2 separate regions of the Homo sapiens genome follow, and region 1 is linked to region 2. Evidence: read pairs that join two places in POLR2A ChIA-PET (ENCODE). Cell type or tissue: GM12878. All regions are shown on one strand. Region 1 has its middle 280 kb from the start of EPHA4. Region 2 has its middle 200 kb from the start of EPHA4.

Region 1 (5,000 bases), 81 kb before region 2:
TGAGCAATAAGAAAAAAATGTTAGGATGATGTGAATTCCAGCAGCCACCACTCAGTAAGGCTTACTATATATTAGTTCCTTCAAATCTCACAAGAACACAAGCCACCATTTAAAAGGAAGAAACAGATACTCAAAGAATAAAACAATTTGCCAAAGTGCCCACAGTTATTACATATGGAAACTGGAATTTAAGGCCAGGTATGTATAACTTGAAGATTCATATTTTCACCATGCTAGGTTTACTCTCATGTCAGTGGGCTTATGATAAGTTAAAATATAGCTATCTGATTTTTAAAAAGTACACATTATTATAGCATATTTTATGCAAATAAAAGAGAAATAAATATAGTTGAGAATTAAATATGCAGCAAGTTACTTTGCAAGGTGTCATATGGTCAGTGGATGGATAAGAAAGACGCAGTTCTTGCTTTTAGGAAGAGGGAAAATTTGCATGTATAAATGCATAAAACAGCTACAGGTAAGAAAAACAGATGTGATAACCACAAAACAGATTAATTATGAAGAAATTAATTGTCTTAATCATATTATGCTTACAACTAAGTTTTGGTAAATCCATTTAAAATTTTGGTATTGTATATCAGTATGCATTAATTCATTAATTCATTCCATTATATTTATTGAGACTCTACCACATTTCAGACATGAATATATAGGCATGAATAAAACAAAAATGGTTGCTTGAAGACATGGAATCAACCTAAATGCCCATCGATGACAGACTGAATAAAGAAAATGCAGTACATATACACCATGGAACACTATGCAGCCATAAAAAAGAATGAGATCATGTCTTTTGTGGAAACATGGATGAAGCTAGAGGCTATTATCCTTAGCAAACGAATGCAGGAACAGAAAACCAAATACCACATGTTCTAACTTATAAATGGGAGCTAAATGAGGAGAACTCATGAACGCAAAGAAGGCAATAACAAACACTGGAGTCTACTTGAGGGTGGAGGGTGGGAGGAGGGAGTGGCGCAGAAAAGATAACTACTGGGTGCTGGGCATAATACCTGGTGATTAAATGATCTGTATGACAAACCCCCGTGACATGAGTTTTCCTATGTACAAACCTTCACATGCACCCCTGAACCTAAAATAAAAGTTCAAAAAAAATAAAAATATAAAAAGATAGTCTAGGAGCCATAAATTATCTTGCCCTTTGCCCCTATGCAATAAGCCCCAAACACAAATAGATCGCAATCTTCACTAGCTAAGGGCTTCTTAGAGATCTCCCTTTTTGAGCAACGTATGATTTAGCCTAACAATCCTAGCTTATCCTAAAGGAGTCCTTTCTGGCCATTAAAATCTCTCTTGCCACAAAAAAAAAAAATAAAAATAAAAATAAAAAAAAAGTTGCTTGTAGCTTCCAGAGAGAATTTTCAAAAATGGGGTCTTGAGACTATATGCATACAAACTATTTGAAATACTTTTTTTAAAAACAGATTCCTGGACCTTTTCCAGAACTATTCGATCAGAATCTCTGAAGCTGGAAATGTTTATTTTCAAGAGTTCACCATCTAAAGTTTGTGATTTACTGGTCTACAGGGAAAGTCAATAAATGTGATGGGTGATATAATAATTATTTATTGTGTGATAAATTATCTCAAAACTTAGTATAACAGCAAATATTTATTATCTCACAGTTCTGTGGGTCAGGAATCTAGGTGCTTCTGCCTCAAAGCCTCTCCCAAGCTACTGGGACTGAAATCTCACCCAAAGGATGAACAGAAGGCCCAGCTTCCAAGCTTACTCACAGAATTGTTAGAGGCTTCCCTTCCTCATAACCTGGAGGACTGAAGGCCTTGGTTCCTTGCTGGCTGTTGTCCAGAGGTCTTTCTTTGTCTTTTGTCATATTGGCCTCTTCATAGGGAAGCTCATGACATAGAAACTGTGAACAAACAAGAGAGCAAAACAAGACAAAAGCCAGGGCCTTTATGTAACCTCCTGTTAGAAGCATCATCAAATTCCATTAATCTGAAGCAGGTCTCTAGATCCAGCTTAAACTCAAGGTGAGGGAGGCGCAAGGGCAAGAATGCCAAGTCATCTCAGTGGTGTCCACCACTTGTCCCTCACCCGGACTTGGAGGGTCAGCAAAGAGCCTCTAAGCTCAGACCTGAAGAATGAGTAGCCAACATGGCGGGGGAATGGAGGGGCCAAGGACTATTCCAGAGGGTGAGGAAAGCACCACAAACTCAGGGGATAGAGAGAGATCAGTGCATCCAGGGAAACCCTATTTGTCTGTCTTGTAGATTTCTCAGTCGTTATCAAAAGCACATTATTTGTGCTTGTTTCTGGGGACTTTAGAAGAAGTTCTTATCTCTACACTATCAGGATCAAGGGGAATTTTTCTTCAAGCAAATGAGATTCCAGAGATACTAAAATCTTTTATGAACCTTAAACCTGCTCTGTGTGGGTTTTTGTTATTAACAACAACAACAAACTAAAACTCACACATGAAAATATAAAAATATATACGTTTAGTAGAAATAAGCTGGTTTGTTTTCTTTTAGTCCGTCTTTGTTGTGGCAGAAGTCTTTCACTAACAATAAATCCTTCTTTGCCCCATTTTAGCTTTAATTCTTCTTCATGCAAACATGGTCCAGGTGTGGGCCACACATTAAAAAAAAAAGAAAAAAGAAAAAAGAAAATAAAACTTACTGGGTATTTAAACTCTGTTCCTGACCGAAGGAAAAAAAAAAAAAACCCTCTCAACAGAAGCTGTTAATCTGAGTGGCAATGTGGATTGGAATAAATTTATTTGAATTTTTTAGTCTGTATCATATAACCCAAATTCAAAGTGGGGAATTGTGGTATCATAGAGAAGGCTCTGACCTCAGCATCTGGGAGAATAGGGTTTTGCTGGTTTTGTTTGGGCCCCTAACTGATGAGTAAGCATGGGTAATTCAATTATCTTTGCAAGGCTTCTTGCCTAATCTGGTAAATAGTTTGAGAGAGACCAGTGTGTTCTCAGTGTGGTGTCCAGATCAGTGCTTCAGAATCACCCAGAAGGAAACTTGTTAGAAATGCAAATTTGGGGCCCCACTTCAGACCACTGAATCGGGAACTCCTGAGTGGAGTGCAAGACTAGCCATTTGAATAAGTGATTCAGTGCGTTCTGAGACATGCACGCATTTGAGAACCACTGAGCAAGAAAATCTCAGATCTTTCCAATCTAAAATCTAGAGGATTCTGGAACTTTACGGGGGTAGCAAAAAATAATAGAAATGGTAAAGTTTTCCAATTAAAAAATTAAGATTGTTTTTGGACAAATAAAGGACATGCTAGCACATAATTCTCCATCACATAACCATTAGGAGAGATAGATCAGTGTAGATTATTATTTAAGCCCCTATATTGTAGAGACAAGTAAAACCAGGTATGGGCAGATTAAGCAAATACACCCAAGGTCACAAAGCAAATAATGGCAAAGTCAGAACTCATATCCAGAATCCTGACTCCTGGTTTAATATGTCTCCCTCTCCACAGCTATTACTACCTCTGTTTCAATAGGCTTGGGTACTGTATTTTGCCCACATACATTCTCTAGACACAGAAGCCAAGCATTATCTATCTGTAAATGTTTTGACTCAAATTTTACCTCTGATATCAATGGTTTTTCTTAAAGCACAAATCACGATAGAACACAAATACATGAGTATCTTGAGAAATAAAGCATATAAGGCTGGGCGTGGTGGCTAATGCCTGTAATCCCAGCACTTTGGGAGGCTGAGGCAGGTGAATCACAAGGTCAGAAGATCGAGACCATCCTGGCTAACATGGTGAAACCCTGTCTCTACTACAAATACAAAAAATTAGCCAGGTGTGGTGGCAGGTGCCTGTAGTCCCAGCTACTCAGGAAGCTGAGGCAGGAGAATCGCTGGAACCTGGGAGGCAGAGCTTGCAGTGAGCTGAGATTGTGCCACTGCACTCCAGCCTGGGCGACAGAGCGAGATTCCGTCTCATGGAAAAAAAAAAAAAAAAAAGCATATATACATAAGTTTCAGTGAATTATTTTCTTTGAAGCTCCTAAGCACAGTAATTCTACTTTGGCTGAGTACCTACAACTAAAGTTTCCTAAAGTTTTCATTCAAACTTTCATCTTTAAAATTGATAGTGCCATTAAAATAAAGGGACAAAGACATTAACTGTTCAGTAATTACTATTAGATCTCTCATGGTACTTGAAAAACATCATCCTCTTAAAAGATATAACAGGTAGTAATGGTTAATGGCCTAATTTGCTTCTAATTTTTACCAATGAGTAGTAATACTATTATTAGAAGTGTAATAAACAGAAATCTATCTTGTGAGGCTTGAAGAAGTCGTAGGCCAAAATAGATTTTCTAACCCCTTCCATAAATTGAAAGGATACTAACTAGATGTTCATGGTCACTTGTCCTCATTTGAGATCCCATAACCTTTGTCATAAGGCTCAAGCTGTTAACCTCAGTGCCCTGTCAAATTCCTACTTTAGTAATTCAGCTTTCTCTACCTAAATTTCTTTACAATTTCAAGTAAATTATATCTCCACTTCCCTTTCTAAAATAATGTTATAGTCTTATAGTTTTTTCTAACAGGTCTTGTTTTCTCATTCGCTCTCTGTTTCTCTCTCTCAGGGTTAATAAAAGGAGGTTATACCACCTCCTTTAATCTGAAATTAGGAAAACATGACATAAATAGAAATACATATGATCTAATCTAGTGCTGGCTATAGGAAACCTTAAAACACCATGTGTTGGAGAAAAATACTTGACAGTATTATCAGTTTATTTTAAAACTTTCTTTTAAAATTTACTTTCTTCAATCCATCCTGAATTTCTTATATTTTGAAACATGGCTATCTCTTCTCATTTGAGTTGTCATCTGTCTCTCTTCCTAGGTCACTGCTCTGAAATCTATTTAGGAACCTGTTGACATGTACAATAAAAAGACATTGCTGGTCTTGGGTTTACTATGCCACCAAGCGAGACCAGCCCA
Region 2 (5,000 bases):
GGGGACAAGAGGACCCCCAGTGCCTGGATTAAGGGGACAAGGAGACCCCCAGTGCCTAGATTAAGGGGACAAGGGGACCCCCAGTGCCTGGATTAAGAGGACAAGGGGACCCCCAGTGCCTATAATAAGGGGACAAAGGGACCCCCAGTGCCTAGATTAAGGGGACAAGGAGACCCCCAGTGCCTAGATTAAGGGGACAAGGGGACCCCCAGTGCCTAAATTAAGGGGACAAGGAGACCCCCAGTGCCTAGATTAAGGGGACAAGGGGACCCCCAGTGCCTAAATTAAGGGGACAAGGGGACCCCCAGTGCCTAGATTAAGGGAACAAGGGGACCCCCAGTGCCTAGATTAAGGGGACATGGGGACCCCCAGTGCCTGGATTAAGGGGACAAGGAGACCCCCAGTGCCTAGATTAAGGGGACAAGGAGACCCCCAGTGCCTAGATTAAGGGGACAAGGGGACCCCCAGTGCCTGGATTAAGGGGACAAGAGGACCCCCAGTGCCTGGATTAAGGGGACAAGGGGACCCCCAGTGCCTGGATTAAGGGGACAAGAGGACCCCCAGTGCCTAGATTAAGGGGACAAATGGACCCCCAGTTCCTGGATTAAGGGGACAAGTGGATCCCCAGTGCCTGGATTAAAGGGACAAGGGGACCCCCAGTGCCTGGATTAAGGGGACAAGGAGACCCCCAGTGCCTAGATTAAGGGGACAAGTGGACCCCCAGTGCCTGGATTAAGAGGACAAGGGGACCCCCAGTGCCTATAAGGGGACAAAGGGACCCACAGTGCCTAGATTAAGGGGACAAGGAGACCCCCAATGCCTAGATTAAGGGGACAAAGGGACCCCTAGTACCTGGATTAAGGGGACAAGAGGACCCCCAGTGCACTTTGTCAAGTCAGGCTACCCCTGGAGAACTGGGTTTGTCTCAAGGGCCACATTTTAGAAAGGACATGGATTTCAAAGCACCCAGAGGAGGGTGACCAGTGTGGAGAGGCAACAGAAAATCCTGCTATGCAAGGGAGAATCGAAGGGTCTGGTTATGTGTAACTCAGAAACATCAAAACACGTGATATAGCTTTCTTTTCTGTTTGGGGTGATCTCAGCTGACTTCAAGAGATTTTTTAAAAGTTAAGACTTGGAGATTCTACATGATTGGGAAGTCTGAGAGGTATATGGAAAGCCCACTTACTTACCTGGAAGTCAACAGGCTTGGATTTAGTTAATTTTGCTCCCTGTTTGATCACCCCAAACCCTCTCCTGCTCCACCCCCATTCCAACATTACTTACTTTCTAAGTCCTTAGTTAATTATTGTGTTAAAATAAAATCTGTTTAGAGTAGAAAATCCCTAAAATGTTCACATAACTAGCTAGTAGCAGAGGTACTAGAAATAGTCTAGTTATTTAAGCCTAGTGGTTACTTCAGCAACTAGAAATATAGATTAATCTTCCTCACTTGGACTTACCTAAAAGGATATACAACAGAGTGGTAGAAATAGGAGGACTTTGTTGGTAAAAACTGGATAAAATAATAAACACTTTACATTGCATTGGGGTTCAATTATCCAAGAGATCATACCACAGTCGGAGATTAGAAAATCTCCTTGAAGATGTGGCTTAGAGGGAGGATGGATGGGAAACTAAACAGGAAAATATCTCTCTCAAACTGTGCTCAACACAATCCCACTATTTCCAGATAGTCTTCTTTCTCTTCAGAGTATAAATCTTTCACCTTTTACTATTTCTGGATGTTAAATCTATTATATCACAGAAGGAAAAAGAGGGACTTCTGTGGTAAAATAAATTTAGAAAATGGTAGGTTCAACAAAATAATAGAGCTTTCTCTATTGCAGGATTTCTCTGCACCTTTAATATGTCCAAGGCTTCTCTGACTCAGTAAGGACATTGTACAAAGCAGGTTATTTCTTTCTTTTTTTTTTTCTTTTAACACAGAGGTGACCTTCCTCTTCACAACATTCCCTACCTCCTCCTGCAAGCATTTTAGAGGGAGTAGTGTTTGTCAAGCATTACTTTACAAAAACCCTGTAGAGCTCAGCTCCTGCATCGAGTGGTCCCAGTGGGGATGAGAAGAGTGCTTAATTCACCCCGTGGGGATAGAGCGAGAATCCCTAAATCAATCATCAAACACTAATTAAGCATTATTATTTGTCAATTGCTGTTGCAGATACAGAGAGTGAAATCTGCTATCACCATTCCCGGGATTTTTCAGGACACTAAAAAATATGCTAGGCACAGTGGCAAGCGTCTATAATCCCAGCAAATTGGGAGGCTGAAGTGGGAGGGTCATTTAGGCCCAGGAGTCTGAGATACTAACAAAACAAAACTTGTCCACATAAAAAGATAAATAACTATGAAAGACTCTCCTATTTGCTAAGTGTCCAAAAGAGCTGACTGATGTGGCGAGTATTTTAGGAGGTGGGAAAGCTTGAATTAACTTTGGCAGGCTGAAGAGGCTTCCCCAGGACAGCAATCTGGTGCCGTTCCTGAAAACATGGGCAGGACCAGACCTGTTTATCAGAAGAGTCAGGCATTTTATTAATAGTAGAGAGAAGTGTGGCAGGTGCCAAGGGTATTGGGGGACTTTGAAGAGTCAGTTTGGAAGTGTAAGTTCATCAGCAGTGGAGACTAATGCTGGATAAACCAAGGAGATAGGTTGATTATAAAGAACCGCGAATACCAGATATAGGACATTCGAGCCCTGCCATGTAGGCAGTGGTAAGCTGCTAAAATTTTAGACCAAGTATGTGATGTAATCAGAAAACTAATGTCATCATCAGATTCACAGAAAAAGACTAAAGGGGCCGACTACTCACCGGCTCCCACATCAAGGCAGATAACTTTTATTTCTGAGGCAAAGCATTTACTCTGTTCTAGAAGAAATTTAGGGAGGGGAATGAAAGGGGAGGTTCTGTTTTGTCTCTTTTTCTGGCAAATAAACAACCTTCTGATGGAGGAAGGGGCTCAGCAAACTATTTTTAGCCGCCTGCCAGCGGACCCCCGTGATAGAAGACACAGACGTGTTCTAATAAAAGATTCAGATATTCTTCTCAGCCAGCTCTGCACGCTGTTTAAGTAAACATTCTAAAAATAATACAATAAACATATACAACCAGGAGAGATAAGCTGTGAATTGCAAAGTGATTTAAAGTGCTTTCTGGTTCATTTTGGAGATTTCTTTGAATTTCAGCCAAGAAAAAGCCACTATCGTATGTAAGGGAAAGAGCCTTGAGGGAAGTTTGGAGAGACTTCTTCTTGAGTATTTTTATACAAATTGGATTATGACACTCAGAGTCTTCCCTTGCTCATCAGGAGCTGCTCCCTAAGAAAGAGCAGAGCAGGGTGGCCGGGAGCAGCATGTCACAGGCCCTCCACATCCACGTCACACATCCTTACTCCGCCTGACCCAGAGAGGCATTTCAGTGCATGACTTTGAAGTTGAGGAAAGAAGATGGAAATAGAGCAGAGAAAAAAAGCTGTAGAGTGACCAGCCCTGCCTCATCCACACCCCAGCCTCATCCTTCCTCCTGCTCCGTCGCCAGTTGGCCCCGCCTACCATTTGCTTTCCCCCCACCACCCCTCCCGGAGACGGGTCTCACTCTGTCACCCAGGCTAGAGTGCAGTGATGCAATCATGGCACACTGCAGCCTCAACCTCCTGGGCTCAAGTGATCCTCCCACCTCAGCCTCCCGAGTAGCTGGGACTACAGGCACACACCATGACATCTCACAATTTTTTTTTTCCTATAGATACAGAGTCTCACTATGTCATCCAGGCTGACCCCAATCTCCTGAGCTCAAGCAATCCTCATACCTTGGCCTCCCATAATGCTGGAATTACAGGTGTGAGCCACTGTGCCTAGCCCCTACCATCTGTTGCTTGATACTGTAGGACCATGGTCTAAGGAGCTCTCTGTGCCACAAAGACTTTCTCAGGTGAGGGTTGAGGGAAAGAGGCCAGCTAGGGTGCCAACGCCTTACTCTTAGGTCTAAATCTGTTAATAGTTCAACTATATTTGCAAGAGTTACTTAAAAACCTTTTTTTTTTCCTATTACTATCCCAAAGTATTATACCATACATTGCTTCCAGTGAAAATACTAGGCACTATATGGACAATTTTTTTTTCCTTTTCAAAATATATTCAAAATTTGAAGTTCGGGACGCCCTTCATGCTTTAGTTAAACTAAGACTTAGATGATCCTTCTACTGACAAGTCTGGTTAGCAATAAAAGAAACAACAAAGAACTGCAATGGCTAGAAAAGTAAAATATCAGACATTCCAAAATTATTTTCCAGGCTCCTCTGCCGACCTCCTACAAAAACCTCCGGTTTCCTTGGAGTGCTAGTTAAAAACCACTGCTGCACTGGCCTCCTGCTCTTTCTTAGGTATGTAGCCAGCCTCCCACCCACAGAACCCAGCCATCCCGGCAAGTGCAAGCACTCAGCATTGCAAATGAATGCAATTAGATGGAACAATAAGTAAAAATAAAGTTCACCTAGAACAGACATGAGACAAATTTTCTGGAGTCACAGCCCCCTTTTTAAATGAAATTGCTTTCCGCTGTCCCCTTTTGAAAGAAAAGCCTGGAAATCAAGCACTTTGCTTTTTCGGGGTTTTGCTTACTTTAAATGATGCAATCAATCCAGCCCTGCCTCAGATGACAGCGTGGGGTGACAACATCCAATCCCATCACCGGTCCTGCCAGCTCTACCCCACCAGAAGCCTGACCCTCCCCTGAAAACTCATTTACGGAAAAATACAATCAAGCAGTCTCCAAGGGGCTGCCCCCTAGGGAACTTTTGTGTCATTGCCTTGAGGAGAAAGAAATTCACCTTGAGCTGGAATAAACTGACATTCCCTACATGGTGTCATGTGCCTGACTGAATGCAGAGAAAAATAAATCCAGGCTGCCCAGCATCTCTCCGCTGATGGTTATGTGGGAGCAAGGAGGCAGACAGGAAGGCGTTGTATAGTTACGGCGCAT

What was found. ChIA-PET counts read pairs that join two places held together with the same protein. Peaks named below come from ENCODE experiments on the same cell type or tissue, not always from the same donor. Only the 100,000 strongest peaks of a DNase experiment are listed, where the experiment ranks them.
Region 1: POLR2A ChIA-PET joins it to region 2 with 8 read pairs; 2 of 35 experiments call an interaction of 5 or more read pairs at or near these places.

What each region holds. Positions count from the first base shown.
Region 1 is chr2:221,286,594-221,291,593 of GRCh38, forward strand. No RefSeq gene overlaps it. Among named protein-coding and RNA genes, the nearest start is that of EPHA4, 280 kb to the right of the region's middle. In GM12878, no CTCF peak of the experiment used is centred here; a DNase peak (open chromatin) is centred at 3,032.
Region 2 is chr2:221,367,933-221,372,932 of GRCh38, forward strand. No RefSeq gene overlaps it. Among named protein-coding and RNA genes, the nearest start is that of EPHA4, 200 kb to the right of the region's middle. RefSeq lists an enhancer at 3,811-4,310. In GM12878, no CTCF peak of the experiment used is centred here; no DNase peak of the experiment used is centred here.